Regions from separate parts of the Homo sapiens genome. Here regions 2 and 3 are each linked to region 1. A link is a contact called in ENCODE Hi-C or POLR2A ChIA-PET data. All regions are on one chromosome and are shown on one strand. The core of a region is the stretch at or near the end of the contact, and the rest is flanking DNA. Distances in the headings are between cores, read along the strand shown. Region 1 overlaps LOC105369309 (a long non-coding RNA gene). Region 2 overlaps LOC105369310 (a long non-coding RNA gene). Region 3 holds the start of LINC02735 (long intergenic non-protein coding RNA 2735).

Region 1 (2,954 bases), core at 79-2,578:
CCAAGTAGAGGACCCTTCCTTAATCACTGGATTCTAATTTGTTGGAACATCTTGAGGTTTGACGTGGCACATTCACCAGTTGATGTCAAGGTAAAGAACATGCACCTGAAAAGTTTCACATGTTTTGTTAGGGTGGCCACATTGTCTCTTCTGTTGATGACTGAAATTGCTGGGGGCAATGGTGGGAGGGAGTAAGGCCACAGTATGCTCTTGACCTCTTGATTGAAGAAGCCTGGCTGAGATGGCTCTCAGCCTGAAGAAACCCCAAACAAATGAGCTCTGAGGAACCCAGGAACATGCTGGCTGTAGATTCATGAACTCAGGTAAATGGACATGTGGAGCAATCACTGGGTTGGGGTCTGCAGCCCCTCAGGACTGCTGGTTGCTGGAAAATGTGGAATAGATGCAGCTGAGGTAGCTAGTTGGGTTTCTCTGAGCTGGGGGATAATCTCCTTTCAGAAAACACTTAACTCTTGGGAAACAGGTGGCCAAGGGACACCTGAGTTCATGAAAGACAGCTGGGACCATTCCTTGTGGCTTATAAAGAGTTTCTGGAACTATCTGGGGAGAAGGAATCCTGGAAAAAGAGGAAGGTCTTGAGTCCTATTTCTGAAATCTTACTTGAATCCTGAGAAAGTAATTTTCAAGGTCTGGAGACAAAATGGGGCAGACATAAAAGGCTCCAGTGACTCAGAAAGGGCAGAGGACAAGATGGATGGTTCTGGAGCTTTATATAATCTTGGACTTCTGTGGCACATGGATAGGAATGGGATGCGGTGTAGTTGTGTAGTCAGTAGATAAGATCGCAAGCTTTAGAGTCTAAGATGCCTAGATTCAAATATAGGCTTTACCTCTCACTACCAGCACAATCTTAGGTATCTCTGATATTCAGTTTTCTTACCTGTAAAATGAGGATAAATGTTAGCTCTCGATTGAGTACCTACTATGTGTTGGAGTCTGTACTAGGCTCTTTACTTACATATCAGATTTAATTGAAAGTATGAACTTCATATAGTGCCTGTGAGGATTTAATAATATCATGTATGTAAAGCACCTATTTCAGGCATTTACTAAATGCTTAATAAATGTTTGCTATAGTCATCACCATTATTTACTATTATGAAATTTTAGATTTCAGGCTTGGTGCCATGGGAAGCTGTAGTTAAACTTGAAACTGATGTTTTCATAAGAACAGTTTCTGGCCTTCTTATAATCTTCCTTATATTTGAGTCATATCCTTGAGAATTTGTTGGAGCTCAGTTCTCTCTGTTTCTCCAGTCATGACTCATTAGCCAGAGCATACTTCTTTCTGAAGGGTTTAAGAGGCATTCTTGCCAGGAGAAAATGTGATTCCAATAAGTCTGACATACCACAACAGGCCCAGATCATCACCCAGAGACTCACCCATTAAGAGAGAGAGGGAATAAAGGATTGATCTGGGTTTGCCTTAGGTCAAGATGTCTAAAAGATTCTTTAGTGTTCTGAACAGTTGACAGCCTTTACCTCAGATAGTATTATGAGTTGAATTATGTCCCTGGAAAAATTCTTATGTTAAGGTCCTAAACCCCGGTACTTCAGAATATGACCTTGTTTGGAGGTAAAGTCTTTACAGAGGTAATCAAGTTAAGATAAGGTGTTTAAGGTGAGCCCTAAATGCCATGTGACTGATGTCTTTATAAAAAAGAAACTTGGAGACTGACACACATACAGAGAAAACACCATGTGGACATGAAGATGGTTGTCTATAAGCCAAGGAGAGAGACCTGAACCAGGTTCTTTCCTCACAGCCCTCAGAAAGAACCAATCCTCCAACACCTTGCTTTCAGACATTCAGCCTCCAGAACTGTGAGACGATACATTTCTCTTGTTTAAGCACCCAGTGTGTGGTACTTTGTTATGGCAGCCTGAACAAACTGATAAAAGATAGCAACATTTTGGCTATGTTCAGGCCATAGGTGTTATCCTCACAGGGCTGGAGTGGTTAGGGAGGGGTGATGGGTAGAAATGATCAGTCATTCCTGGAACACAAGTTCCAAATTTGGATTTCACTTCCACTTTTAGGACAAACATGAATTCCAGAAAGTGTTTGCAAGGCTCACTTCCCTTAGCAAGGGAGAATGTTGACTCATATTAAAGTTAGTAAATAAGAGGAATAATAAGTGTTTTCAAGGACTAGGAATTCACCAAAATAGATTGTGTAAAATGGCCAGCCTGAGTCATTGATACTGTTTTTTACAAATTTATTTATTTTGTAACTTAACAGATACAATTGTATGTATTTATTGCATACAACATGATGTTTTGAAGTATGTAAACATTGTAGAATGGTTAAATATAGCGATTAACATATGTATTGCCTTACATAGTTATCATTTGTGGTGAGAACACTTACTATCCACTCTTTTAGCTTTTTTTCAAGAATACAATATATTATCATTAATTATAATCACAGTGCTGTACAATAGATCTCTTGAAATTATTCCTCCTAACTGTAAGTTTGTATCCATTGACCCATACCTCTTCAACCAATCTTCCCTATAACTGCCTCAGTCTCTGGTAACCACCTTTCTACTCTCTATTTCTGTAAGATCAACTTTTTTTAGTTTCTACATATAAGTGAAATCACGTGGGGTTTGTTTTTCTGGGCCTGGCTTATTTTGCTTAACACAATGTCTTCCAGGTTTATCCAGTTTATCTCAGTTAAAAGGATTTCCTTCTTTTGTATGGCTCAATAGTATTCCATTGTGTGTATATACCACATCTTCCTTATCCATTCATTCATTAATGGACCCTTAGTTTGATTCCATATCTTGGCTATTGTGAATAAGGCTGCAATAAACATGGAAGTGGAGTTATCTCTTTAATATATGATTTTATTTCCTTTGTATATATACCCAGTAGTGAGGTTGCTGAATCACATGGTAGTTCTATTTTTAATTTTTTGAGGAACATCC
Region 2 (2,874 bases), core at 139-2,638, 170 kb after region 1:
TTTTTTTATATGCACATACTGATGAATATGAAAAATATGCTACAAGGAGTCCACTTTGTTTTTAGTATTGCACAGTAGTCCAAAATGTATGCAAACATTTCATGGTTTATTTTGGGAAGTGCTCTTTTATTGTACAAACACTGGAAAGACCAGAACATATACATTTTTGCACAGTTGGTGAATGAAAATTCTAAAGAATCTCCATATTGGTGTCTTTTCCAGGCGGTGGTGGGGGGAGGTAATTGACATGAAGTTAAATTTTAAACTTTAAAATTGTGATGCATGTCTAAGGCGGGGATGTTGCTGTTTATATTGTAATTTTCTTTGTCACATCCTCCCCGCCCACCTTCCCTTTCCACAGGTAGTTTTCTCTCCTGCACATAGTTGAAGCCAATGTTCATTTTGCTCATGAGTCACTGTTTTTGTCTGCAAAAAAAGGCAGAGTACACTTGATTTGCTTTTAGAGCCATTGCCCATGTTCTTACTCAGTTCACAAGTCATCAAGGTTATATTCATTTCGACTAGTGCAAAATTGTTTCTGGAGACACAACTTACATAGAAATAGCTGTGTACAAATCAGGATCAATGGGAAAGCAGTGATTTTTTTTTTAAAGTGCCAGCATGGGTGGGGCTGATCTGAAATATTTCACATACTGGCACTGAATCAACTGCCAGCTACCTCCAGGGCAGATGAGTCTTACCTTTCCTCTGACTCCTCAGAACAGAGGAGGAAAAATGGGATGGTCTATTACCTGAAACTCACAATAGCAGAAGAAACTGCCTCTGCTTTTATTCTGTGCTAAGTATCTCTGAGTGAATCCAGAAACAGACTAATCTATCTTACACTGGTGAAGAGAGGGTGGAATAGAATGCCCACAGGAATTTTCTGGTCAAATGTGACCTATCACATGAAATAACAACTTATTATTCATTCTAACTATTTTGGGGGACACATCTCCAATATGAATCAAAATCCAACTCTGTGTTATCTGATTGACTTAAGGCTCAAACTGCTCAATGGGAGAGAGGGTAGATAAAAGTAGATGATTCCAGGTACCTTGCAACTTAGTGATGATGTGATTTATTTCCATCTTCTTAATACTTCAACGATTAAATATTTTTCTTATTGATTCTGAGTCTTCATTTTGATTATGGAAAGACTGTTTCTAGTATTAATAACAATTAACAATTATTAAGCATTTCCTGTATGCCAGACACTTTGTTGAGCATGACACATGAGTATTGCGTATAATCCTAACAACATCCTTATCAGGTTGAAGCCATCATCTATCATCATTTTACAGTTGAAGAAACTGTGGTTCAAAATCATTAAGTAATTTGTTCAAAGTGACTCAGCTCATGAGTGCCTGAATTCTCACAGAAGGCAGGTTCATTTTTGTAGGTTAGAATCACCTGGGGAACTTTCCAAAAATACTGATGTCTAGACTCTACTGGGGATGAATTTAGAATATCTAGAGATGGTACTTAGGCATTAGGACTTTAAAAAATAACTTCTTTAGGTGGCTTCAAATGATAGCCAGCATTGAGCAGCTCTGCTCTAGTGCCTGCATTATTTAGTGCTATGCTATGAATTCTCCACTGACCAGTTTATGTCCATTGGCTTAAATGCTTAACCCCTCTGAACATGAATTTCAACTGAAAACTAGGAGTGCTATATCCTCACATCATTAGAATTACTTGAGAAAATAGCCTAACGGGGCAAATTCCGAACCTGGCACTTGTCAGGCTCACACAATGTGAGTCCCCATCTGTGTTTCCTTATTGTTTGCTGTAAGTAGTTACTGCTCACTACTCTCTGTGGGCCTGGCTCCAGCATTGTCTTCATGCTTTTATTAGTTGGCTACTTCCAAGCCACTACGGGCTGGGGAAGCAGATAACCAGAATGAGATATATGTATAAAATCACTGTGTTAGGGAAGAACTAATAGGCTCTGAGTCAGTGCCCATAGGTTTTTCCTAAGGGATCCCGGTTTGAATGCAAGGATTTGGTTTAGTGGAAGGCTCAGAGACATTTGCTTCCCTTCTAGGCCAGAGTACATAGTCACCAAACCCTAGAAAGTTCTAGAAAAGTAGAGATCTAGTTTAACTCCTAGTACTACTGATGGGAACACTGAGGACCAGGGATAGAATGTGATTTACTAAAGATCTCACAATGAGCACTGTCAGAGCCAGGCCTGGAAGCCATGCTTGGAAGTCCTGCACTGTTAACTGGTTCATTCATTCACTCTTTCTTTCTTTCTTTCTTTCATTCCTTCCTTCAACAAAAGCTTATTGAAGGCTCCCCCCCGCCGCCATGCACCAAGCACTCTCCTAGGTGCTGCACTGCAGTGGTGCATAGGACAGTGTACCTGCTTCCTGGAGCCCAAGTAAGAGGGGATAAGACCAGCTGTCATATCACTACCTGCTTTTTCCAGCAGTCTGGATTTTGCAATCCTGCACTCTTGAACAGAGCCATCTGGCTTTTCCTGACTAGTCTTTCTGTTCACTAGTATCTGTTTTGCATCTTTTCCTTTATTTCTTCATAGCTGCCTCCTCCTTGCCCAAAATCCCTTCTAAGAATATTCCCACTTATGATTTCACAATGCACATCTTCATTTTTCAAGGCACACACTTTCTTCTGTGAGGTGGTCCCTTAGGGCAGGGGGGTGCCAGGGATTTAGCCAAAGAGTCTACCAGGGTAATACAAAATATAAGAGCTTCTTAAATAGAACTAAATAAATCCTCACAAAAAATTTAATTTAAAATTCTCATTTCAGCACATATTTTATAGTGTTGTATTATATATTAGTACATATTATCTACCTTGTTAGTACACTTATATTTATTTGTGGGGTATCATAAATATTTTTTACTG
Region 3 (2,956 bases), core at 285-2,784, 220 kb after region 1:
CTGCACATTCATTATAGCAATGTGAGAGAGTGCCTGTTTCTCTACAGTTTCCCCAGAAGCTGGTGTATTATTAAGCTTTTGAATTTTTACCAAATAGGTGAGAAATGCTATTTCTGTGTAGTCTTAATTTTCATTGTATGAGAGGGATGAGTATCTTTTCATAAGTTTAGGGCTGCAGTTACATTTCTTTTTCTGAGAACTTTCTGTTCTCTACTTTTCAGTTGGTTCTTTGGGCATTAACATTTCTATAAATATAAGACTAAAGTAATGGATAAAGTTACTAAAATAAAGAAGACTATTAAAATTTATTTCATGTGGCATTGTTGAAGCATTTTTATTTAATTTTATTTATTTATTTTACTTTAAATTCTGGGACACATGTTTTATCTGGGATACATGTTTTAATACATGAAAAAATACTGGCATTATTATTCTTTCCTTTTTTTATACTGTCAATATACCCTCACTAAGTTCTTATTGTTCTCTCTTGGCATCATGGGGGTTTTCCTAAATGGTGAAACAAGTCCAGCTTAAAATGAAGACTTCAGCATTGTCCTAAAGAAGATGAGTCACTTTTTACCTGCTTTAACCCAGAAGCTCATCTGTCTTGGGGATATTTGTGTGCCAAAGCACTTTCATCTACTGTAGATATATGCTGTCTGTGTTGATCATTTATTTTGGTTTCTAACCTCCTCTGCAATGGGCCACTTTGGCTTTTCAGTTCAGGAAAAACATAAAAACAAAAATATCTGATAAATCAGGAAAGTCAGTCAATGTTCTTTGTTTGATTATATGAAGCAGGGAAAACAGCCCTTAAAATTCTCTTACCAACTCAGTGGTAAACTTCTACTCAATAGTAAACTTGGATTAGACAAGCTCACTAGAACATTTTACTATGTGTAATTTAAGAATGTGTATTGCCAAGTTTCTGACTTTGTCCTGAAGTACATTTCTACTAAGAACCATTTGTTTTCCTGTGCTAATCCTGGCATGAAAAGTAAATCACCTTTTCAGATTTCACTACTGTTGTATCTCTCACTTGACAAGTAGCTTTTTCAGCGTTGGCAATGCTCCTGAAATAGTTCTATTAAATTTTTCTCCTATTTCTGTGTAAGCAGCATTTGAATTTATTCAACTTGTAGATATAAGCTTTTACTAAATTTGATTTTCCATTTTTACATTACAGCAAATCTTTTGTTTTCAATCTGAGAACGATTACTTTTACTCTTTATTATTCTTTGCTTCCATCTCCAATACCAGAAGTTGGCTTTCTTTTCAAGGCCATTTAAAAAATCACCCCCCCCCACCCAAAAAGAGAAAAAGAGAGGTTCATAAGAGAGGTTATGTGAGTTATCATATTCACACTGAATATAAAACAACAAAGCCTCATACTTACGGGCAAATGGTTAGGCTCACTCATCAGCTCAGTGATTCCCCCTTGTATAGAATGTAAGATAAAAATTTATGATACAAGAAAATTAAAGATGCCTGCAGAGGAAGTCTGGCAAGATTGCCTCCAGGTCCTTAGTATACTAAGGGAGTATGTGTCTAAAGACCCTAAACCTTAAAATATGATGTGCTCATCCTCACAAACTGCCAAATGACAACGGGCCTTTTATTCCTATAAACTTCCATTATCCTGCTACTGATGTAAAGATGAATTTCATGTTAATCATTAATGTCTCTATTTGTGTCAGGAGCCTCCCTGTCTAGACATTTTTTAGCTGGAGGGATAGCGGCTGCAAATTAGCCATGCAGTCACGCAGCACAGAAGTTCCGTTAGCGTAATGAACCTCTTGGGACTGGGATTGAGAACTGCAGGGACAGCAGCATCTCTGTGTGTCCCCTGCTGCCACTCGCCATTTTGGTAGAGTCAATACGATGCCTTTTTAATCACAATTTTGTTTCAACACATTTTGATCTGTTAATGGGCATTCATATGTCTTTGGTGAATATCTTGCTTTTTAAAAACATTTTCAAAGGAAGAAACTGTTTTTTACATTTACCAAAAGCCTATTAAGTGCAAATTCAAAGTGCCTATTTTCCACCTGTCCTCTGTTATTTTCTAGCACTCGCAACTTACAGGAGCCACTCACTTTTCTACTTTAGAAAAATTTTTCTTCTCATTTCTGCCCATACCTTCCCTGATCTCTCTTGTCTTTTGGTATTTCTCCCCTCCATCTGATGAGCTGCTCAGTTGTCATACATTTTCTGGTTTCAGCTCCCCGGAGAGGGCGGTTTATTTTCCACTCCGATTTTCTTGCAAGGGTCTGTTCATCCCACTTCTGACCTTTCTTTTTTGGAGACAGAAAAAGGAGGCATAGCATTAAATTGACCACGGCTAAATGTTTTGCCTGGACTGGGGAGCTGAGAAGAGAAGGCTGTAAATCTAGATATGAGGACTGTTTTTGTTCATCACACTCTTGCCATGATCAATCTTTGTGTATTCTTGTGGAGTGACATCCATGCCTAGTTTGCTTCTGTAGCCTTTTATTGAATTGCGAGCTTATCCCTGATGATTCTGGAATTGCTGGGCAGAGTCTGGCTGAAAACATTATCGTCCCTGCAAAAACCCTGGGCTGCGAAATAGTTTTGTTTAAGAGTAGATTTGTTAGAATTAGGCTTCCCTCTCCATGACCAGATTCTTTGCTATGAGCAGGAAATGAAATAAAGAGGAAAGCAGCCCTAGATATTTATCTCTAACTCCACTGTATTGGGATTTAGTCCATGTTTTCTGGGCTTCCCGATCAGAGGGTGAATGTAAATCACTGCGTAACTCTGACCATTCCTTTCTGTGCTGTGTGGGAGGAAACCTGGGGCATGCGGTCTCCAACATGCACTCAGGCTGGCTGTGGTGGGGATGGCATTCACTCATTAACACTTGCAAGGCCCTCCTTGAGGTTTGCTTCTCAGTTCTGCATCCTGTTGTACATGAGATTCACCTTCTGTGTTCCCA

Evidence for each region. Hi-C counts contacts between places; a loop is a spot of excess contacts on that map. ChIA-PET counts read pairs that join two places held with the same protein, here RNA polymerase II (POLR2A). Pooled maps may share reads with other maps.
Region 2: a map of MCF 10A shows a loop between it and region 1 (2.3-fold over the local background). The contact joins two enhancer-like sites. A Hi-C loop is called at or near these places in 1 of 168 maps with a recorded cell type or tissue (MCF 10A) and 1 of 50 pooled maps. POLR2A ChIA-PET finds 5 or more read pairs at or near these places in 2 of 52 experiments (A549 and SK-N-SH).
Region 3: POLR2A ChIA-PET joins it to region 1 with 11 read pairs in A549. The contact joins the promoter of LINC02735 here to the enhancer-like site in region 1. A Hi-C loop is called at or near these places in 5 of 168 maps with a recorded cell type or tissue (Caco-2, Calu3, MCF 10A and 2 more) and 7 of 50 pooled maps. POLR2A ChIA-PET finds 5 or more read pairs at or near these places in 2 of 52 experiments (A549 and MCF 10A).

Annotation. Positions count from the first base shown.
Region 1 is chr11:57,071,130-57,074,083 of GRCh38, reverse strand. All of the region lies in intron 6 of LOC105369309 (a long non-coding RNA gene), which reads left to right. Among named protein-coding and RNA genes, the nearest start is that of OR5AK2, 84 kb to the right of the region's middle. Within about 2 kb of position 1,328, at least 4 of the 41 ENCODE cell types and tissues checked have a DNase peak (open chromatin) inside an H3K27ac peak, as active enhancers do; they include mammary epithelial cell, where a contact is called at or near this core.
Region 2 is chr11:56,904,590-56,907,463 of GRCh38, reverse strand. The region is part of intron 2 of LOC105369310 (a long non-coding RNA gene); the gene reads left to right. Among named protein-coding and RNA genes, the nearest start is that of LINC02735, 58 kb to the right of the region's middle. Within about 2 kb of position 1,388, at least 3 of the 41 ENCODE cell types and tissues checked have a DNase peak (open chromatin) inside an H3K27ac peak, as active enhancers do.
Region 3 is chr11:56,847,056-56,850,011 of GRCh38, reverse strand. It overlaps LINC02735 (long intergenic non-protein coding RNA 2735), which reads right to left and starts at 1,534. Exons shown (of 3, transcript NR_110137.1): 1 at 1,397-1,534.